Linked DNA regions of Mus musculus: all the other regions are linked to region 3. The links are chromatin loops, found by intact Hi-C in ENCODE. Cell type or tissue: left cerebral cortex. All regions are shown on one strand. Each heading gives the region's core, and the rest is flanking DNA. Links, peaks and the distances in the headings are about the cores only. Region 1 overlaps Epha7 (Eph receptor A7). Region 2 holds the start of Epha7 (Eph receptor A7). Region 3 overlaps Epha7 (Eph receptor A7).

What was found. Hi-C counts contacts between places; a loop is a spot of excess contacts. Peaks named below come from ENCODE experiments on the same cell type or tissue, not always from the same donor. Only the 100,000 strongest peaks of a DNase experiment are listed, where the experiment ranks them.
Region 1: it touches region 3 in a loop (2.3-fold over the local background); 4 of 42 quality-filtered maps call a loop at or near these places.
Region 2: a loop joins it to region 3, with 3 times the contacts of the local background. A loop is called at or near these places in 4 of 42 quality-filtered maps.

Annotation. Positions count from the first base shown.
Region 1 is chr4:28,822,069-28,827,068 of GRCm38, reverse strand. The region is part of intron 3 of Epha7 (Eph receptor A7); the gene reads right to left. Among named protein-coding and RNA genes, the nearest start is that of Epha7, 11 kb to the right of the region's middle. In left cerebral cortex, for the core only: no CTCF peak of the experiment used is centred there; a DNase peak (open chromatin) is centred at 2,284.
Region 2 is chr4:28,811,471-28,818,045 of GRCm38, reverse strand. It overlaps Epha7 (Eph receptor A7), which reads right to left and starts at 4,915. Exons shown (of 17, transcript NM_010141.4): 1 at 4,566-4,915; 2 at 537-601. The coding sequence starts at 4,662. In left cerebral cortex, for the core only: CTCF peaks have their summits at 3,041 and 3,744; DNase peaks (open chromatin) are centred at 2,589, 3,099, 3,702 and 4,197; H3K4me3 peaks cover 4,860 bases; H3K27ac peaks cover 2,801 bases.
Region 3 is chr4:28,931,711-28,936,710 of GRCm38, reverse strand. It overlaps Epha7 (Eph receptor A7), which reads right to left. Exons shown (of 17, transcript NM_010141.4): 6 at 883-1,007. Among named protein-coding and RNA genes, the nearest start is that of Epha7, 120 kb to the right of the region's middle. In left cerebral cortex, for the core only: no CTCF peak of the experiment used is centred there; DNase peaks (open chromatin) are centred at 919, 2,668 and 3,079; H3K4me3 peaks cover 634 bases.

The sequences.
Region 1 (5,000 bases), core at 1-5,000, 110 kb after region 3:
GATATCACCTCAAATCAGTACACTATATTAGAACCATAATTATGATTATAATTCTAGCTATTTTTCCCTAAATATGTTATGTATATTTTTACATGAGTTTTCCTGCAAAAGTGTTCAAAAGACAATTCATAATTCCTGTATAGAAACACCAATATTCTAATAACTAAGTTCAGTAGTGGTGTTAAGCCTTAACTTTGGATATTTAAAACATTTCTAATATTTCAGATACAAACATTGTTTGAAATGAAAATGGATGAGCAAATGATATTTTATTTTATTTAAATGCCCTTTGGTGTGCTATCGGAATTAGAATGCTATATTAAAAGACAATACGCTGGCTGCAGCCTGAACAATATATGTTCAATCATTTATTGCCATAATATTTCTTTATCTAGGATATATAATACTACATAATAATGATAATACTGCACATTCATTGATTATTTCTTATGTCCCAGATACTATTTCTAGGGTTTAACATTTATTAGTCCATTCAATTCCTACAATACCCCTATGAGGGAAGTACTATTTTTATTAGCCCCAATTTAAACTTTAAAAAATTCAAGTTTAGAATGTCCTACTTTATGCACCTGGTAAGGTGTGGATCCAGAAAACGAGGATTCCATAATTTCTGCTAGAGCAATATAACTTGTAATACAGATTACCTTTCTTTTAATATTCATTTAGCAATACAGTATATTTCTAAGACTCATTGGCTATCATGGAAATTGATGGCACTATTTATTAAATAGTCTGTCAAATTAAAAAATAGTCACAGGCTTCAGAAGTGTAAATGAGAAATAATTTTAAATATTGTTAATATTTTTAATTCAAATGAATGTTTAAAGTTCTACAATGGTGTATGTTACAAGTTTATAAATCATATATATCACCAAAGTAATAGTTCTATTAATATATCAAATGAAAATAAGATACACCTGAAGAAAACCCTTTTTTTGAGGGGGGGGGGTTTGGTTGGTTGATTGTTTTTGTTTTGTTTTTTGTTTTTGTTTTTTTTTGTTTTGTTTTTGTTTTTCCAGACAAGGTTTCTCTGTGTAGCCCTGGCTGTCCTGGAACTCACTTTGTACACCAGGCTGGCCTCAAACTCAGAAATCTGCCTGTCGCTGCCTCAAGAAAACCCTTTATAAGGAAAACTATGTCCATACTTTTTAATTTTATTTTTCAAATAATCACAAAGAAATTCCTAATTTTTTTCTTTATAAAAATGAAATTTAGCAAAATAACACACACAAAAATTCAAATCTCTATAATATCATTTTCTATAAGTTTTATGATATAAATTCTATGTTTAAGTCAGAAAGAACATTTTGAAAGCAAAGAAGACAGGACATCTGAGCCAGATAATTCTGTAGACATTCTCCATAAACTAAAACATGATTCTTTCTGAAGTATCTAACACACTGAAGTCCAGAACAGATTTCTTGGAAGCATGTGGCATAGTTTCAAGAAAGACAAAAGCGAAATAAAGATTCAATATTCTCATCTAAGTTTACCAACTTAGAATCTCTGAGATTCAGCTTATTAGTGAAGTTACAGTGATTAAATGAGGAATTGAAAAATGTTATTGCTTAACATCTACTGAAAATTGCCTACAGCAATCTAAGAGAAATCTCAGCTACAGATGTGCACAGTGAAAATCACGCAAAAATATTTTAACAATAAATATACTTCACAAATATACTTACTAACCTTCCCATATTATAAAATATATTTTAAAATGTATTTTTTAAATGGCTATTCTCCTTACTTAGAAAAATATATTGGCCAGTTTTTTCAAGTTTCAGTTTAAAGAGAAATTTTCAAAAGAAAAAATTTTTGGCGAGAAAAAAATCTTACAAATTAGAATTATGTATTTTACAACAACTGTAAGTGTCTGCTTTTAAGAACTATAATACTTAATTATTGAATAGAAATTCTTCATGCATTCAGAGGTTTAAGAACCATGTGGCTTTAGGAACAGATTCACTTTTTCAAGTTCACAAAATAAACTGACATCAAGTAAAAAACTGTGATCAGTTTTTGCAGTTATTGACCTTTCACGTTGGATGTTACAAGCATCCGAATGATCCGCTAGACAGCCCCCAGATAAACTAGGCTTTAAGTGGCTAATCAGTCACATTTGGCTAGGGACACACCAGCATCCCCTCTCAATACATCAGTGTTCCTCAATACGGGACAGGATTTGTTTTCCAACTCTTAACAGGATCATTGAGAGGGAACAGGAGGAATATTATAAAGGCAGGCCTGGATCAAGTCCAGAGGCAAGCACCCGCACAGCCATGCCCTGGAGCCTCGCCAAGGAGCAGAGTGTTTCCACAAATGGCATGATTCCTTCCTCATGTATCACCAATGCAGAAAACCCATGAACATTTCTGTCACAGTTAATATCACTGACTTACAATACGACAAACATGAGGCATATAGAGGTATCTTATTTCTTTATGCCTGTACAAGCTGAGTGACTACTCTCAATACCTAATTCCATCTATTACACTGCAAAGTTTCATGTAGAGGAATATGAAGAATTACTACTTGAAGTTTAGGCACCAAGATGTAGTTCACAGGTGACAGTAATTTTGGTCACCAAATATAGTATTAACTTCTTAAAGCCAAAATAATTATTTGTAATCAGACAATGTTTAGCAAAATGGTTTTGCTCAGTTGAAAAAAATTCGGGCCATTTCTTCATGGCAAATACATCTTTAAACTATGGTTAAAGATATTTGTATTAAGTTTTCTATTAATATGTTTACAACTCAAACACTTCCTACTAAATAAAATAAAATAAAACATTATAATTTTCATTAAAAAACTTAATTCTTCCAAAAATGGAACCTTTAATATTATTTCCTAGTCTTTCATCAGATAAATTTAATAGTGAAGTTTTACATATGTATTTCTGATTTGTTTTTTTCCACATTTATAATTGTGCAAAATATAAATTTTTCTTTCACATTAATTAAAATATTAGCATTAGCTTGTGCTTTTTTAAAGAAAATTCTGGATTGTTGCTGTCAAAAATCTCTAAATAATTGTTACAACTGGCATTGTAACATTACTTTTCCAGTAACTGTTGTTAAGGTCTACTAGATAAAAACTTCACCTTTCATCTGATTAGTTCATTAGAGAAGTGATTGTGTTTATACAGTAAGACAGACATTCTTCTGCCAAAGAGTGATGCTAAGTCTTTGTGTCACTTTTGTGGTTCTCAGCTATGGAATTCTTAAGATTTCCTAATTGAGTACTCTCGTGAGAAATGAAAGAGGGGTCTGGATTGTAGGGACATAGAGAATGTTGTGTTTGCTAATAGACCTAAGCCAGCAGAGGCTTCATTTGTTTGTTCCTAGTTCACTTGACATTGTTATCTACCCCAGAGATAATAACTGAGTGCTGGAGGGGAAGTACTTTATCTCAGTCCTCCTAATCCACTGCATGCATTCAGCTCTTCCAATAAGGGTGAAAAACTTAAGAGCTCAGCTTTTATGCTTATGTCAAAAGGAGAGATATTCAATAAATATGTAAAGTGTCTCTTTTGCTTTACAAAACAAAACCAAACAACTAAACAGCAGGTCTCCTTGTACAGTCAGGTGTCCTGATGTACCCTAAGCCAGCCTCAGGTTTGTCACAGAGTGCTTGGATACACTGTGTTAATCCTGTATAGTTTTGATGCGATATTAAATTTACCACAACACAACTAAATTATTATTTCAGATTATATTGAATGCTGATAATTTTAATTGTATATGTATTCTTTTTTCTTAGAAATTTAGTATGTAATTTCTTATAGAAGATTTCAATTTAGAATGCCCATTAAAAAAAAAGCCAAAAAATCATATGCACTTAAATAAATTTTCAGAATCAGAAATTTTGTTTTGTTTCTTCTGTCTGTTTATTTTAAGACAGAGTTTCACCATGTAGCTCTGACTGGGCTGGAACATACTATGTAGACCAAGCTGTCCTTGAAGTTGTAGCTCTGACTGGGCTGGAACATACTATGTAGACCAAGCTGTCCTTGAAGTTGGGCATACGCCTGACTCTGCCTTCAGAGATTTGGGATTAAAGGTGTACACCACAACTCTTGGTTTGTGAAATCTAAATATTTTTAAATTACTATTTATTCTTTTAAAAGTCATATAAGTTTGGGGGAAAAGAGCTTGCTACTATGTGAGAAACATTTAAGTTCAACAATGAATAATAATTTTGTTAGGATTGTTCTTTGTGACAGAAACTACAATAATGTTGCTAAAAATCATATGCCCAAGAGTTAAAAAATGTCAAGTTTGAATATTACACTAACACAGTAGTATTAACATAACAGCAAGGTATCTATTTGCTTTGCAGAGGTTCCCCTTTGCATTGTCTAAAACAGATTAGGACAAGGTCACCTACTTCATCAAGCAAGCTAATAGAAAGAAAACACCAGGATGAGTACCCAGAGTAGCTAATGGACAATGTACTTAGCTATAACAATTATTAGGTATAGTCATCTTTAAACTAACCACTCATTGCAAATAGTTAAATGATGTTGCCACCCAAGCAGTTTAAGATATACATAAAAGCCATTTTGCAGAGTATATTATACTTTGTAAGTTAATAGCAACATAAGTCATACAATTGTAACTGTAACTATATGTATATATGTATAAAATATGTATATATGTAAAAATATTGGCCTGTAGTTGATCACATAATGATAATTAACAGAAAATTGTTCTAAAATAAAATATTGTTCAAAAAACAAACATGAGTAACTCCGTGGCTCTCTGGTGACAGTTTAAACTCTACTTCAGACGCCTTCTACAACAATACGATCCACTCTAGTATGACATATCAAGCGCACCCATTTTTATTCTTCACGTCAGAAAAAAAAATGACATCATTTGGCAAAAGTAAGTAGCTACAGTGCTGTCACATTACAACCCCCTTATTTATAAGTGACAATTCTAAATATATGTGCCACATTTGTTAATACTTTGAGA
Region 2 (6,575 bases), core at 1-5,000, 120 kb after region 3:
CAGATAGTAAGATAACAACACAAATTTTAAGAAGCTAACATTTTATGGCAAATCTTACGTCTCAATATTCTTTTACAGTTTTTGTTACCCTCTGGAGTCTACTGTGGACAATGTTAAAACTATTTTTAGAAGATGAAAACAAGTTTCATACTGTTTTAAAGAATTACAGAGGTTCTACCTGGTGATCATTACCCAGAAGCATAAGGCAACTGTAGAGGCTTAAGTGAGTTAGCGAAAAGAATGTTCCCTGCAATTAGTAAGCATTTATAACCTGAACAAACAGGCATGATTGATACGACTCCCAGAAAGAACTCAAAGACTCTGGGCTTGATTTATTTTATTTTCTCCTTTCTCAAAGTTCAAAGTATACTTTCTATACTTTGAGAATCTAATATCTCATGAGAAAACAAAACATTAAACAATAATGTTAAGTTTTAAGCATTTTTAATGTATGGACATGAATAGTTCCCTCAGAGGGAAGCTTTCCTGTCTTTCTCTGACCAGCTACGATCATACTGTATGAGGTCTGTACCTACCCCACTGGGTGGAGAGGAAATCCATTCCAATTCTGTTTGTTGTGCTTTCGAGTCCAGTAATAGTACTGAAAAAGAGAAGTTTTATTTTCAATGTTACAAAAAAAATTAAGCACATCTCTAAACATTTTAGGATAAATCTATTTTTTATATAAAATTGCTACTTGATGACTTAAGACTTATATAAATGCATCAAGCAGTGAAGAGCCACAAAATACAAGCATAGGAAACTTTCTAGAGGGGGAAACATATTAAATTATACATGCACTTGTTTATACCTTCAATTAAAGTATAAAAAATATATTCCCAGTGAAACTAACATAAAAATGAGTTTAGAAAGCTAAGCTCAGGTACAATGGTTGTGCAGTAATAACATACAAGATCTTTGGAAGTCAGGGAGTTCACTACATTTAAAGACACGAACCTACTAAGATATCATCCCCACACTACTATTCAGCCTGGCTCCACTTTTCAATATTCTACCAGCGATACTTCCTATCGTCTCTTGACAACTGGGGTTTAATATTTAAAGGGGAAAACCCTCATAGCACCTTGCCTTCTATCAATATGAATATAGAAATGTTAAATCTATGTTAAACAATGCTACCATGAGGAACAAGTCTCTGTTATCTACAAGCTGTGCTTTTAAACAAGACAACCATCAGCTTTCAAATATATATATATTTGAAATTATATATATATATATATGTATATATATATATATATAATTTTAAATTGGACATTTTTCAACATACTAGCTATTCTCTAGATGGGTTAAGCTCCCAGCTGACTTTTACAAGGAGTTGTATTCCATCTTTAGACTACCAAAAACATAATTAATATTTATGAAAATTGTGATTAAAGTATTATTTGTATTAATGGAATAATTCATTAGAATGTTACCTGTTATAACACATTATGCTTTCAGTTGGTCATGATGTTACTCTAAGATAATTATTCTTATAAAATACTTACTGACCGAATTGATTTTAGAGCTACATAGCTTTGGTGTTTTAAAACAATATTCCTGACTGTCAGCATTTTCACAAATAATCTATTGGTCCAGAAATCATCGTGAATATTCTTTACATATGCTTAATGTCACCTCCAGGAAATTGTTCAAATTTTGACTTGAAAATATGTACTCAGATAAACTTCTTAATATTGAAACATATTCAGACTCCAATTTTAAAAGGTTTATGCTTTGAAAGGTAAAGAAGACGGGTGTTGAGAGACAAAAGAAGAGTAGATGATGCGCTCAGTTCCTTCTCCAGGAGTCAAAGTTATCCCCAGTAAATGGAAACAGATAGATACAAAAACAGGAGTCTGGTTTTAGTGTAGTGCATTTAAGATTGTCGGGGGGGTGGGGGAGAGGGATCGACTCCCTTTCAATTAAAAATACAAGTCACTTATAAATTTTCAATTTGTGTTCTAACTTGGAACACCAGTAAGTCGTTGGATTAGTGTATTCAGAAGAGCAATTGAGAAAGGATAGTTTCACAATACCTTGAGAAGGGATGAAGCCCAAGGAAACAAATTCAAGTCACAGAACTCTCTTTTGGAATTTATTGTGGGGGATGGGGAGCTTTTATATTGACAACAACCAGTGGATTTTAAACCTACATGACCTTTTGGGGTTAGTCTTAAGAATGAAATGAACCCTGAGATTATCCTCTCCTGCTATGCCTTTCCCCTCGGCTACCTGCTGGCCGGCAACTTAGCAAAGAAACCGGCAAATCAAGAGGAAGTAGAAGGTGGCCACCGAGCTGGCGAGGCTTTCGGAAGCTCTGGAGTGCTGAATGCAATCGCCCCGTGACCGTCTTCCCTCTGGACTGCCGTACCGAGTCAGCCTCACTGCGCGCCCCGGAGAAGGCACAGGGCAGCTGGCCGCTACCGGGAGTCCAGAGCCGCGGCTCTGCGGTGAGCCTGGAGGCTCCAGCGCTGCCCGAGCATCAGGGCGGGGCGGGGCGGGGCGGGGCAGCCAGACGGCTGCGCCCGCCAACCTAGCGTCCATTACACTTCCAGACCTGGGACTCCAGGGAGCGGGTGGCGCCCAGCCTGGGCAGGAGTCGCGAGGAACAGACGGGCTTTCGGGAAGCGCCTCCTCTGAGGGCGCGGCGGCGGTTGTACTGTCGGGATGGAGAGCAGCGGCCGCAATTAGCCTCAGCGTTCCCGGGCCACTCCTGCCGCGCTAGGGAACCGGGAAAGGGGACCCGGGAGGTTGGTCGCCACCCCAGCTGCCCTAGAGGCCGCGCACCTGCTCGCGGCGCTGCTGGCCAAGCTCCTTGGGTGCCGTGATGCCCCGGGCCACCTCCGGGTAGCAGCGCTCAGGGAACGCCACCGCCTGATTGCGCGCCGGAGCGCCCCGAGCGTCGCCACCGAGAAGTCGGGCGCGTTCCCTACCACCTGCCTCTTAAACATCTTGTCTGCATCTAAAGAACTCAGGCTCCGAGAATCAGAACCCTCTCCACGTAGCACCGGAGGAGGAGAGCAAGAGAGGCCTGCTGGCTGCAGGCACCTCTCCCCCTAGTGATGCAGTTATTTATAGCTCAAACTCCTGCTGGAGTCTGCCAGAGCTCGCGCGCGCCGCTTCGCCGTGCGGGGCAAACTTTTCCTTAGATCCCGCTATTCCGGAGGAATCGGGACAAGGTGGCAGGGTGTCGGTTTCTGGTCACCAAAGTCAAGAGGCTTGAAATGTATGTTTGATGTGTGTGTGTGTGTGTGTGTGTGTGTGTGTGTGTGTGTGTGTATGTGTGTGTGTAGCAGATGCTGGTCCACCTGCAGACATAACCATCAGCTCAGAGGCACGTTTTTCTCTCAATGGATTCAGCGTCAACACAGACTGCAGATGTGCAAAGTGGGGCCAGAAGGTCAGGCTGTTCCAAAGTAGGGTACTGTACCGGGTTGGGGATGTTGAGTTAACGAAGAAGGGTGGACGAAGAGAATAAAGAAAAGCCGCGTGAAATCTTAAGTTTTAGGAATAAAAGAATCGAGGACCAGTATGCCCCCTCCCTTTAGTACTGCTATGACCTAAATCTAACAGATCTCTCGCCCTCCACACCCCCGAACAGGCTTCTAAAGTATCCAAGAAATCAACCTTAGAAACGCAAGCTTGTCAGATGAGGTACCGGTATTGTGACACTGCTTAGCAGCAAGACACTTCCTTTGACAGGATTTATTTTTCCCCAGCTCCAACTACAGGCACCAAAAGGTATTTTACCTTTTGCCAATGGTTCAAAGGAGACGCAGGGAAAAATACCCACGTACAGGCGTATCCTGTGGTCAAAAGAAGCCTCCCCTCGCGTACCAGAACTCGTCCCCAGAGGCCAGGACTGGCTACTTGGACTCCCGGAGTACCGGACCTGGGCCAAGTGACGGGAGACTTCTCACTCGGTGGCCTCTCCGTGCAAACTGCCGGCTGCGGCCAGTCCTCCCGGCGGCGGGTCGAGCCCGAGCCCCGCGCGCTGCCTCCCCTCGCGGCCGCATTGTTTCGAGCGGCAGCCGAGCGCCCACCGCAGGCCCGCGCCGCTGCCGCCGCCGCCGCCGCCGCCGCCGCAGTGAGCGAGTCGGCGGGAGCCCGAGCGCTCGCAGCCACGGAAGTCTCGGCTCCTCCGGGGAGGCTGGGGGCGACGCGGAGCTCCACTCCCCAGGTTTCGAACCAACTCTCACTGTGGCGTCCACGGCAGGCCGACCGCAAGAGAAGGAGCAAACGCGGCGGTTGGAGCTGAAGACCCGAGATGCCGGATGCAAAGGAGCTCGCTCGCCCTTCAGCCTCGCCACCATGGCCCCCCGAGCTGCCCGGCTGCAGAGCGCGCGCCAGTCCCCGGCCACCCCTTGGAGCTCCGGGGCCCCGACTAGTCCCGGCCGGTCGCCTCTGGTCGATTGGAACTGAGGGCGGGGAGGGGGCGGGGGGTCGAGGGAGGGTCGCCCGGCGCCGGAGGCGCGGCGGCCAGCGCCGCGGACCCGTCGGCTCGTGCAGGTAGACAGCGAAATAAATAAGTCAGAACAAACTTTGCTTTCCTCTGGCCTTACCTTCCTTCGCAGCCTGCGCCTCCCCCGTGTGTGCAAAGCCAAGCAGCCAGATGTAACACAAAATAATCCACGAAGGGAACCGAGTTTGAACAACCATGGTGCATGAGCAGGTTTGATTTTTTTAGGCTGCAGTTGGGTCGCAGCTCTTTAGATGCTGTTTGCTCCGAAGTGGGTTATTATTGTTGTTATTATTGCGCTCCTCGCATCGATCCCCTTCTGGGTCCCAGGCCGTCTGCTCCACGCTTAGCTGTTTGATTTCTCTCTCCCCCCTCCGGTTCGTTCGCACCGTGTTTGCTGCCTGCAAGTCTCCGACTGCAGACCGGCCGCTTGCTCCACACTCCAATAATATCAATTAGGGGGGAGGAGGCGGGGCTACGAACCCAGAGCCTCCGCCACTCCGACTGAGTGGCAGCCGCAGCCCGCCTGCTAGGCGGCGATTCCCACGGCCGGGGGGCGGGTCCCTACGAAGTGGCCGCCTCTACCTTGGAGGCGGGGTCCTGAGCAGGAGCCAATCAACGCCGAGCGGAGTCGGGTTGCGAGTCCAGGATTCCCTCCCAGATCGGTTGCCGGGAAAGCGGGGACGAGCCGCGTTAGGCCAGCGGCGTGCAGTCGGGAGCACTTGGCTTTTAGCTACTGCAGCTTCACTGAGCTGAATAAACCCGAGAATAACTCTCCCGTCTTACACTCCTGTATATAGCAGTGCTGCTCAACGTCTTCTAGACGGCATAGGCGAAACAAGCCTTCCCTCAACTACCAATCACCGACCCCGACCCGGACAGTGAAACTGAGCTATGCTTTTAGAACGCCTTTTACTTTTTTGTTAGCAGCCTCAGCAGGTCGGATAACTTTGGTTTTCTGCCTTTTTTCTTTCTTTCTTTTCTTTTCCTCTCTTTTGTTTTCAAAAGTTTGAACTTCTGTTCTGTAACTCGAGAGGCATGTTTAACTACTACTCCCCTATCTCTGGAAAAATAAAATTAATCAAAAGTGCCCCCCGCCCCCCAAAAGAAAACCTTTCAATGTTTGCCTGAGTTCACAACAACCTATGACAAAAGAAACAGGGAAAGTGGGGCTGGAGAAAGGAAGTCTTTTGTTTTATGCTCGCCTCTTCTCTCCTTCTATCTTCAGTTTCTTCTCAGGCAAAATAGGACCTTAGAAAACGTTTCTTGTCGTTTTTACTTACATGCTTCTCATTTTCTGGGGTCTTTCATAGGTTGCTCTACTTGAATTGTTTCCCATTTCGCTGTGTAAATAACATTCAGTTCTAAAGAAAGCCGCCAGGTACTAAATTCACATAGCCATTCCTTCTACTTGGGCAAACATTTACTATTTTCTGTAGTTAGTCCATAATTATTCTGTAATTATCTTTCTAAAAAAAGCTAAGACTAAAAATGTAACCAACATTTCCACTTGAATTCACCCAATCCTAGCTACAAGAAAAAAGTGTGTGGAGAAATCTGTTTTCCATTAGGCAGTTTTGCACACTTTGCAAGCAAGAGGTGGTTGACATTGTAAAATGAAAATCTTAAAAATGTAATGGCCAAATCATCTATGTCAAGGGTCACACTGAGTAGATAAGTACGTCATATTTTAAGATGGATTTTCCTTTTATTGTTCTATATTTTTAAAGAAAAGGAAAGAAAAATAAACACTCATTGATGATCAGCCTTTATTTCTGATGGACAAAAAGTTCAACCTCGGACTTCCTGGTTGACCTCTGGAAATGTGTGCTGGTTTCTCTCTGATATGTACAGGAGGGATAGTGTAGATAAAAAGAGATTACAGCCCCCAGATTCTTTTCTATTTTTACGGTTTTCTTCTGTTGTTTAACTTGCCTAATATAATTATACCAAAGAAAGAAATGAAGTTTTCCTTCTTTTCCAATCACGTCGCTTCTGTAGTTTATGTATTAAATTTTACGTATTGCTAGACATTAGGTCTATTGAATATTTTAGAAATTATGCTTAAAAGTCTCTTAAGTGCCCTTTAAAGATGCATAAGAAATGGAAAAGG
Region 3 (5,000 bases), core at 1-5,000:
ACATTTTAATGAAGTTGATCATTCCCAAATTTTGTCAAATATTAGGATTTATTTTTATAATCATGTCTAAATAGTGAAGTAGTTTCATGTACTGGAGCATTCACCTAACTGCATTAAATGTATATAGTATCATTTATTACAATTATGGTCATACTATTTATTAGTGGTGGTTTCTGCATTTTAAATTGAGTGATGTGTTTCTGTGTGGTAAAACTCACATAAGTGTTAGTAAATAAGGTTGACAGTTTCATCCTTTCTAAACAAGACATGGATGAATGGATTCATATGGACAGATTCTTTCTTATTAATATTTGTTCATTCTATGGAGAGTATAGAAAGGAACACCACATGAGTTTTAGACTTTCTATAGAAAAAGAGGCATAAGGCATAATAATTCTGTATTTATGCTAGAGAATCTAAGGAATGGAATAACATCATGACAATCTTAGTGTTGGAGGGTATTATATACATATTATGCACAATATCATCAGCTATTACAACAGTATTTGAAAACATCGGTCCTATGAAAGCCCTAAATTAAAGTTTCATTAAGCACACAAATTGACTGAAAGGGACACTGTTCAAAATGTATTGGATTGATTAGTTTCTGTGTCATAAAAGCGCTCTATCGAATAATTAAATTAAAAAAAAAACCTGAAGAAATCCACTACGAGTACAATATTCTCATTTGTGTGACACAGAAAGCTAACCAATAGAGCTGTTGGTCACAATCCTAAACCAGAGGTGGTGGTGATGGCTATTAATAGTAAGTATGGATCCTGATGTAGCTCCGAATTGTAGTGGAATGCCCAGGACTGCATGCAGCGCAGTTGGATGGTGTCAGGCACCGCACTGTTGGCGCCACAGCTCTCTCACACTTACTTTCTCATAATACTTGATTTCATATTCCGTGATGACTCCATTGGGATGCTCCGGCTCCTGCCAGGAAAGCTGCACACTCCGCTGCAGTACTCGCTCCTTCATGACTCCACTCACTTGCGAGGGAGCTGTTTGGACAAGATGTGTCAATAAACAATGAGAGAATTCACCGGGTGCCTCAAATCATATGTCACAACTGATCAGTCCCATGCCGTGCCAGTTTCATTAAGGTAAAAGAAAGCACCTTTTCATAGCTCACAATTCAAAAGCTAATGAATATTCAAACAGGACCTTATTACTGTTCATAAACCTTAATAGAAATTTAAATGAAAGTGCAAACAGCAGAAGATAGCATTGTTCAAGTTGCTGGAAAACGAAAATCATGGGGCCGAGGATGACAATTAAGCAAATGAATGCTAATTAAGGCTAGAAAATATGATTTCAGATTAATCTCCAGTGATAAACCGAGTCCAAATATTTATTTTACACAAAACAAAAATACACGTTTCAAACGAAATAAAAAAAATCAGAATACTGTAGAGAAATAAAAGTTCATGAAGCAGCGTCTTCACTTAAAGGGTACACACTTTAAAATGTTTTTATGTTTCATTTGTGTATGCGGATGTACATATATATTCCAGTCTGAATGAACAGCAACTAACTTTGGTGAGAAGTTTTACACTTCATTAGGTGAACATGCTACAGTATGTGCAAATTCTCCCATGTCAAGCTGGGCATGGGATGCCGTCGGCTTTACACCCTGACATACGTAATGCACCTCTGTAACCCTGACTCGTGAGCCTCTATGGAGGCAGTTCAAAGCTAAAGTGTTGCTTTCTCTCCCTTTGCTGATAATAGTATGCGCTGAGTTCCTTCGTTCTAATTAGAGGCATATCCTCTTTCTGGTAGCCAAGGCTTTGGAATTCAGTAAGCTAATTTGCTCTGTCCAATTTGCTCCGTGATGATTTACTACTCGTCCCCTCTGCCTAAGTGAGTAGCTGCGCCGACTTGGCTGATTTTCAGTGGGGTCATTATGTTTCATGGATCATGCTCTATCTCATTCTGTAAAATATTTTCAAGGCTGTTAATTTAATTTTCAGATGTCCGAAATTGTTAATAATCCTGCTGACAGAAAAGCAATTATACGGGACCAAAGCCATTTAAGCAAATTTCTGATGTTTATCCCTGTGGCTTTTTGTTTCTTCTACTTCATAATACTTTCTTGCATCAATGTCTGGAAAACACATTTTGCACATATTCTATCATATTCTATGTTTTGCGGTTTTGAAGGAAGGGCAAGGAAGATTCATGACTGCCATTTTTGCCCACATTAATAAAAAAAATAACTAGGCAGATTAAGTGGAATGTCTTTTGCTTGAAGAAAATTCAGGTGAGGCTTTCTGTAGACTGTATTTACAGGTAAATGCATATCTGGTACATTTGCAGTGAAACAAATTTGCAATGAGAAACCCATTTTCAACAACATTTATCCCTTTGCAGTAGTTATGAAAACCTATCTCTACACTGAGGGAGACCAGGCTTAGAGCAGCTCACAAAGTGAGATGTGTGAGTGGCCTCCATGGCCTCAGGAAGCGTAAACACCAACCAACAAGAAGGTCCTGCTGCATTTGGCGTTTCAAAAGTCTCATTTGCTCTGAAACCTAGAACACAGCCCAGGTGGAAATACTGCAAAGAGCTGCACATGCTCACCCACACACTGCTGTGTGATCACTGCATATAATTTAGTTGGGCTACGTGAAATCAAGTTGGGAAGGAATGGGTGATGTTGTTTAACACATTTAAGACTACCGTCTACTTTCAAATAGCATGCATCACACACTGTAGTTTTCAGTGACTGCTTAAACTCTTCTTAGTTGCCTTCTCAAAACTGAAAGACACAGGAAGCCTTGGATTCTCAGTGCTCTGGAGAAAATGCGGGCTATAAATACACCTTGCTTAGTTACTGCCACGTGGAGCAAGCTCTACTGTAAAAGAAGACTTGAGTTTTGAAAGTTACACTAAAATTACACTCGCTATTTGAAACTGTAAAAGAACTTTTACAGATATAATTATGATAATTGAGGATATGGGAGAAAGGGTGCCAAAAACCCTTTGAAATGTGTAATATTTTGAAATTCACCCTATTGCACTAATGGTTCACCATGCCACAACAGATGTCTCTGCTTTTGCACAGGAAACCACGCCCACAAGGGGACACACTGATCTTTTCGTACACCTATTTGACTTTAAAACCTCTGCTGACAGTATATTCAGGCACGTGCTTTCAGAGGGCATAGACAGAAGTGTTAGCAACTGACACTTGAGAATAGTGAGTCATGCAAAAGAAAACCCTTCAAATACAAGGTTTTGGTTCAGAAAAACTGATAATATTTTCCCCAAGTTCTACTATTTTAGGTATAGAAGACAGGCGCCACCAAAGTATACCATCTATAAACACAGATAACTCTGAACTAGTCAGATTCTAAGAAGGTCAGTTTACAAAGTAATTGATATAAGAGAGTCATAGGTGAGCTGATGCTAAAACACAATGCACCGTGTGGTTACCTTGTCATATCTAATCTACTTTCTGAAACACAGTATATCTACTCACGTCAAATGCTCAGTTAATTATAACCCATGGTTCATTTCTGAAAATGAAATCTAAAATGAAATTACATAACATTTAACAACCAATTGCATGGTATGACACTAATTTATAATGTCCATACTTATTAAAATGAAATCAATATATAATTCAATTGGAACTGATGTGAAACTAATAAGCAGTAAGCAATAATGTGAACTTGGAAATATTTGTTAGGAAGTATTAATATGGCAAAGCTATCTAACAATCTTTAGCAGAGTTTGTATGGAATGATTCACGGATACATTTCCCACCTCCATGTATGGAAATATTCAAATTTGACGCTTTGAACTAGGGAGAGGGATGCAATTTTCTTGGTTTTCAAAAATTCTTCTGAAGCATAAGGAGAGATATAAAATACACCATGCAATACCAAGCCATGTAGTAGACTGTTACCTGTATTTGGAATCTATACTAAATGATAATTAACATATGACCTGAGGAAATCAAGGCACAATTTCCATAGATAAATAGTAAATCTCAATAGCACGATAACAAAGTTGGTGATTTTTATGAATCCAGAAATTCAAAGTAAAATAAAGCAAAAAAGTATGTTTTGATTTGGTAAGATCAAGTTTTAGATTTATAATCTCTAACCAGGATGGATTACTGACATATAAAGCTAAACCAAGAGTTACTTTGTACAGTTTGATATCTATACAGCCAAATATCATCTTTTATCTTAACTTCTGATTCAATTTCAAAGTCACATTTAGATTACAGAACAAGGCCTTCATTTTTGTCTTGCAAAAATGTTAAGCATGCCTATTTGTATGTGTGTGTATGTGCATGTATGAAGGCTTGCATGCACATGCATGGTTAGAGAAATTTTTCTCCATGTAGTAGAGAAAAAAATAACTTGAAAACACAGTAGGAGTTATGGTGACACCGCACGGGACACTGAAGCTGAAAGAAAAACTAGAGACTTTAATATGGAAAGATGGTCCAGCTAGGGTTGGTGATTTGTGTTGAGGTAACACAGTACAACAATAGTGGGAAACACAAGAAGATATGGCGGGGGACCCTGGCTGACAGCAGAGAGATGCATACTGCAGTCCTTTATGAAGCGCCAAAGAATTGAATGAGCATGGATTTTTTTTTCCCCCTAAAGCTTCCCAAATTACAAATCTATGAGCAGAAAATAAAAGGAAAGAAGGAAGGGAAAAGAAAAGGAGGCAGGCAGGCAGGCAAGCAGACAGGGAGGAAGGAGGCAGGCAGGCAGGCCGGCAGGCAGGCAGGCAGGCAGGCAGGCTAGCCCAGATCAGCTTATAGCCTGAGGAAACTGTGAGAAAAAAAAAATGGATTGCGCTGAATGAAGCTCTTTCAGAATTCTAACGCAACAAATATTGGTTATAAAACAAATGGCCTTAGGTTACTCATTTTAGGGAAATTTCTCATCACAGCAATAGTAAAGAAAGTTTGTGCACTTCCCCTTTTAATAACTATTGACAAGGGTAGTGATTGTATAGATCATGAT